Regions from separate parts of the Homo sapiens genome. Here region 1 is linked to region 2. A link is a contact called in ENCODE Hi-C data. All regions are on one chromosome and are shown on one strand. The core of a region is the stretch at or near the end of the contact, and the rest is flanking DNA. Distances in the headings are between cores, read along the strand shown.

The links. A loop is a pair of places that touch in the nucleus more often than their neighbours do. Pooled maps may share reads with other maps.
Region 1: a loop to region 2 is called in a map of naive thymus-derived CD4-positive, alpha-beta T cell, with 23 times the contacts of the local background. The contact joins the promoter of SYVN1 here to the promoter of RTN3 in region 2. A Hi-C loop is called at or near these places in 1 of 168 maps with a recorded cell type or tissue (naive thymus-derived CD4-positive, alpha-beta T cell), 1 of 37 single-sample maps with no recorded cell type and 1 of 50 pooled maps.

Annotation. Positions count from the first base shown.
Region 1 is chr11:65,133,164-65,135,863 of GRCh38, forward strand. SYVN1 (synoviolin 1) reads right to left here and starts at 1,356. Exons shown (of 16, transcript NM_172230.3): 1 at 1,293-1,356; 2 at 307-455; 3 at 1-89. The coding sequence starts at 438. RefSeq lists silencers at 1-135, 1,852-2,035 and enhancers at 737-806, 1,095-1,998, 1,357-1,866.
Region 2 is chr11:63,680,066-63,682,765 of GRCh38, forward strand. RTN3 (reticulon 3) reads left to right here and starts at 1,435. Exons shown (of 9, transcript NM_001265589.2): 1 at 1,435-1,713. The coding sequence starts at 1,572. RefSeq lists a silencer at 1,608-1,727.

The DNA.
Region 1 (2,700 bases), core at 106-2,605, 1.5 Mb after region 2:
ATCTCTGCTGCCCTCAGTTGCCCAAAGAACACCTTGCCCATCACCTTGCCCAGAAGGAAGACAAGGACAAAGGCCTGGATGTACAGGACCTAGGAGTGGGGAGAGGCTGTGGTTTGAGGTCACTTTCTGCTTTCCTCTCCTTGGGACTCATCATGCAGGATCCTCCACATCCTCATCACAGTTTATTCAAAGTTAGGCAGCTGGCGGCTACTTCCCTACTTACCTGACCTCTAGCCCCGCCCCTTGCCCAGGCAGACTCCTCCTTCCCTCCCAGGGAGTTCCTCCCTCCCTGAGCCCTGAACTCACTGCCATGCTGGGGCTGGACTTGGTCAGGTACACCACAGTGGGGTAGAACTGGTGTTTGAGGTAGTAGGCGTGAGCCACCACAGCCCCGGTCAGCGCCAGGCTGGCCGCCATCATCACTGCCGTGCGGAACATTGCCCTGGCCCGGAGACCTGCATGGGGCAAGAAAATAACTTATGTGATGCTCGTGCTGTGCAAAATAGCCCGGTGCCTGGCACAGCCTCAATTCATAGGAGAAAGTGGGGGGGAAATCACATTTCGCCCTCGAAATCATCAGACAAAGAATAGCTTACGCTACCCCATTTTACAAATTAGACTCGAAGGGGTTAAGTGATCACACTGACGCAAGGCCTGGAACCTGGGTCAGTCTTGCTTCAAATCTAGGGCTCTTTCCACGCTGCCTGCCAAGCCGCCTCCTCTAGGGAGGTGATGAGGAAAAGCTGCAATGTTGGAGGAGGGGGAGCTGCACCGCTGACCCTCCGGTGGAGAAGATGGGGTGGGAGGCAACAGCAGAAATCTGCTCCAGGGGCGGGAATGCGCAGCCAGGGCTGAGAGCAGCCAAGGCACAGAGGATAGCAGGCTGGGCAGGCGACAGCGCCGGTGACAGCTGTGTTAGGGTGGGCAGTTCGGACGCCCGCCCTGCGGGAGCGGGCGGGGAACGTCAGCCTGGAATCCTGGGGTCCCCCGACCCCCGGAGTAGTGTCAACTCAGAGCACCACAAAAACAGCGGGACGGGAGAGAGCAGCAGCGGGACGGGAGGAGCCGGGTCGCCCTCGCGGCCGCGCACCTGTGAGCACCAGGAGTTGCGGGCGTCGCAGGCAGGGCCCAGGCTTGAGCAAAGCGGCCGCACCGGCGTCTGAGGTCTCCGGCCAGCTGACAGGCCGAAAGCGTGCGGCGGGGCTGAGGGGCGTGCCGACTCCGGAGACCTCAAGGGGAAGGTTCGGGTCCCGACCCCAACCACAACTCGGGCCAGACTTCGCCCCACTCACCAGGAACCCAGCGCCGCGAGCCCGCTCAATCCGCGCGACTGCGGCTGCCCCTCCGGTTAACAACACTCCCCACCCCCTGCGAACCGGAACTTCGGGGGTCAGACACCTCACTTCCGGCGGCGCGGGGCGCGGCGTGGGTCGTACCAAGTGCGTCCTGCCCTGGCTCGCACTGCGCCCTACGTGGGCCCATAGCAATGGTGTCACCACCGTATCTGGGGTGATGTCTACGGGGAAGGGCTGGGCAAGAGGTCCGAGAGGTGGTCGGAAGGTAATAAGGCAACAGGGGGGAGTCGGAGGTCCCCCTATTATTTATTAGTCACAGATGGTATGGCTCCTGCGCTGAGTGGCCTCCTCGGACTGGGGGACTCGGCCCCGCGAGCAGCTGGGAAGGGGAGCCGCTTGCGGGCTGTACCACCTGGAGCGGGGAGTAGGCCAGGGACAGACTATACAAGCCTGAGGGGAATGAAATGTTTTCTTAAACATTTAGGGAGAGTCACAACAGTTTGACAAATACGGTGCTCTCTGAGAGAACTGGATGCGGAAAACAAAAATTTGTCTTCTCCATGATCACCCCCACAAGTTGTGTGGGAGTGAGTTGGGTCCCGTGGCTGCCACTGATTGGTTGCGATAAGTTACGCGGCCCAATAAGAAAAAGAATGTACCTTTGCTGGCCTATAGAAAGGGGAAAGCAGGTGAGTGGTTGTTAGGGGCGGACAGCTGCGTTGCCTAGGCCCTGGTCCCGCTCCAGTTGGCTGAGAGTAGGGAAAGCTCAGTCCTTGGGCGAGTGATCCCTGGCTGGCCTCCGGGAACGTTTGCCGCGCCAGGACAGGGAGGGACAACCAGGTGTACCCGAGACTGGGAGATTAATTCCTGCTAATCTTGGGACGGAAGTGTTCTGTTTGTTCAAAGGAATTGACTTCAGCGTCGCAGGCCTGCCCGCATCTCAGTGTCTGATTTTGCTGCCCATGTGTTGTTCAGCTCTGAGCCATAAGCAAGACCCCCACTGGTCCTGGGCTGCACTGTATTTTAGTTCGTGTCTGGGTCGCAGCCAACTAAGCCTGCTGATTAACAAAATGGAGCTAATGCATCCACTTTGTGCCTTGCGTTTTCCTCCGTCATCTCATTTAATCATCAATCACTAAGGTTTATGAGCTAGGGGGTGCTACCCCCTCCCCCGAAACGTGGGGCAATTGAAATTCAAAGGCTTACCAAAACCTGTCCTAGGATTGGCGCCAGGTCTGTCTGCCTCTAAATCTCTGTGCTGTTGGTCTCAGCCATCTTCCCTGCCACCTGTTGACTTGACAGTTTCAGCTTATAACCAGTCAGAGTTGGCTTCCCCGTAAGGCCACGTATAACTTTTTTTCCCCCTTTTCTTTTTATTTATTTATTTATTAATTTTTGCGACAGG
Region 2 (2,700 bases), core at 185-2,684:
AATGGTGAGATCTCTGCTCACTGCAACCTCTGCCTCCCGAGTTCAAGCAATTCTCCTGCCTCAGCCTCCCGAGTAGTTGGGATTACAGGCGCCCGCCACTACCCCCAGCTAATTTTTGTATTTTTAGTAGAGACAGGGTTTCACCACATTGGCCAGGCTGTTCTTGAACTCCTGACATCAGATGATCCACCTGCCTCGGCCTCCCAAAGTGCTGGGATTACAGGTGTGAGCCACCGCGCCCAGCCAACAGTCCTCCTTTAACAAAGACTATGCACCTTTCCAATATTTTGACCAGATGTAGGGAGAAGGCTTCGAATTTGGCAATCCAGCCCAGGAAAAGCAAAAAATGAACAAAATCCAATATAGGCTAGAAATCTGGTTTTAAATACATGTTCTGCTAAGGACCTCTTTTAGTCTATGAATAAAATTCAATTATGTGTATTTTGTGCCTTATTCTGATTTTTTTTACTTTTTTTTTTTTTTTTAAGGCAGGAAGGTTCTCGCTGTGTGGCCCAGGCTGGACTCCAACTCCTGGGCTCAAGTGATCCTCCCTTCTCTGCCGTAGCAGAGACTACGGGCCTCTGCCACTGACTGCGGCCTTATTCTGAATTTTTAATATCTAATTTTATCATCCCCCATAATCACAGCCAACATTTTCTTATCTCCTGGCTCTTCTTCATCAGCTCAGCATTTTTTTTCCCTCTCTAAAATATGTCGTCTCTATCTGACAGTCTATTCGGAGGAAAAGAGAACCTTAAGACCCAAGGTGGACCCTTCTCTGGCAACAGTAACGAGATAAGAATACGAAGCAGGTTCTGCGACTGCATTGCAATGTGATTGGAATGAGTAATCGTTTTTCATTCTGTATAGCATCTTTCTCCACCTACCAAATGGGGGGCCGTGCCATCTCTGCCTCTCGGTGAGGAGATATTACGACACAGCCAGTGAGATTCACAAAGCACCTTGCAGAGTGGGCCTACTCTACACTCTGGTTTTCAGTTTTTATTGGAGTCACAGGTGGGAATGCATCAAACAAAAGATATAGGCTCTGGAATGTACGGGAAAGAGAGTTTCCATAATGGAAGCCCAAAGACATTTCTACCGTTAAAATACATAATCTGCCGACCCTAAAACATTCACATAAAGAGGCAGGAGGGAATACTATCCCGCAGCTCCACGATTAGCCGCAGTCGTGGGCGGGGATTGGGGCTTGGATACGCCTTTTGCGTCTGGTCCCCAAGGGACGCTCCCCAACCCTCGGCGCGCGAGGCGCCGCGTGAGGCCGGCTTTGCCCCTCCTTCCCTGCAAGAGCGCAGAGGAGCGGTTCTTGCGCCTGCGCCCTGCGCCGCTGCGCGCTTTGGCACCCGCTTGGGGCCCTTTGTGCGCATGCGCGCTCGCGCTCCCGCCCTCTAGCTGCGCTCGGCTGAGTCAGTCAGTCTGTCGGAGTCTGTCCTCGGAGCAGGCGGAGTAAAGGGACTTGAGCGAGCCAGTTGCCGGATTATTCTATTTCCCCTCCCTCTCTCCCGCCCCGTATCTCTTTTCACCCTTCTCCCACCCTCGCTCGCGTAGCCATGGCGGAGCCGTCGGCGGCCACTCAGTCCCATTCCATCTCCTCGTCGTCCTTCGGAGCCGAGCCGTCCGCGCCCGGCGGCGGCGGGAGCCCAGGAGCCTGCCCCGCCCTGGGGACGAAGAGCTGCAGCTCCTCCTGTGCGGGTAAGGCGCGCGGGGAGCCCCCGCCCTGGGAAAGAGGGCGAGCGGGAGCCTGGGGGCTGGGGGGATTAGGAGGCGAGGCGGGAGGAGGACGAATTACCCTCGACTACTGACGGCTTCAGCCCCCCGGGGACGAGCGTTTGGAAAATGGGCAAAGGGGAAGGGGAACGTAAGGTTGTGCAGGCGGTGAGGAAATAGCGGGGTGTGAGGAAAACAGGTTGGGGGCGGGGAGATAGTCCAGTGGGCGTTAACGCCAAGACTGGGCAGGTGGGGAAAAATACCAGCTCGTGGGATAAAATGGAGAGTTGCTCGATGCATATGGTGAACCTGGGTGATTTAGTGAGGATTAGAGAGATTGAAAGGATACGGGCAGGTGGGTGGTGGGAGAAACAATTTGTTACTATTTTTGAGGGGATGGTGGTGAAAGGGTTGCATTGCAGGTTTGCAGACAGGTGTTGACATAATCAAGCATTCATGATAGTCCTCCAAAATATTTTTGGCTGCCCATGGGAAGGATGAGGAAGTTTAATGGAAGCATTGTAGCCTGTTTTTTTTGTTTGTTTGTTTTGTTTTTACTGTTTTCGGCTAGACTCCATGAATGCCGGATTTTTCTGAGGCTCCGAGGTAGAAGGAGGCGTGATGAGAATAGCTCAGGGAAGATTTGGGAGGGAGCTGCTAATGGTCCAAGATGGATCCGTGGCTGCATCTGCAACAGCCTGCTCTTCCCTGGCGCTGCGTGGGGGTGGGGACACGCAATCAGTCGCTTATATTCTAGAAAATAGAGTCATGCTAAGCTATCAACATGTTTTGATTTCATGTTTTCTGTGGGCTACTATTGATCGAAGTATAACAAAGGGGGGTGTTTATTGCAGAAAGGGGGAGGGGGAGAACATTCAGACAAAGCAAGGGCTGGTTGAGTCCCCTTCTCCCATCTCTGTGAAAGACTAAGAACGAAGCTGCAGACCTCCTTTAGTTTGCATTGTATACGCG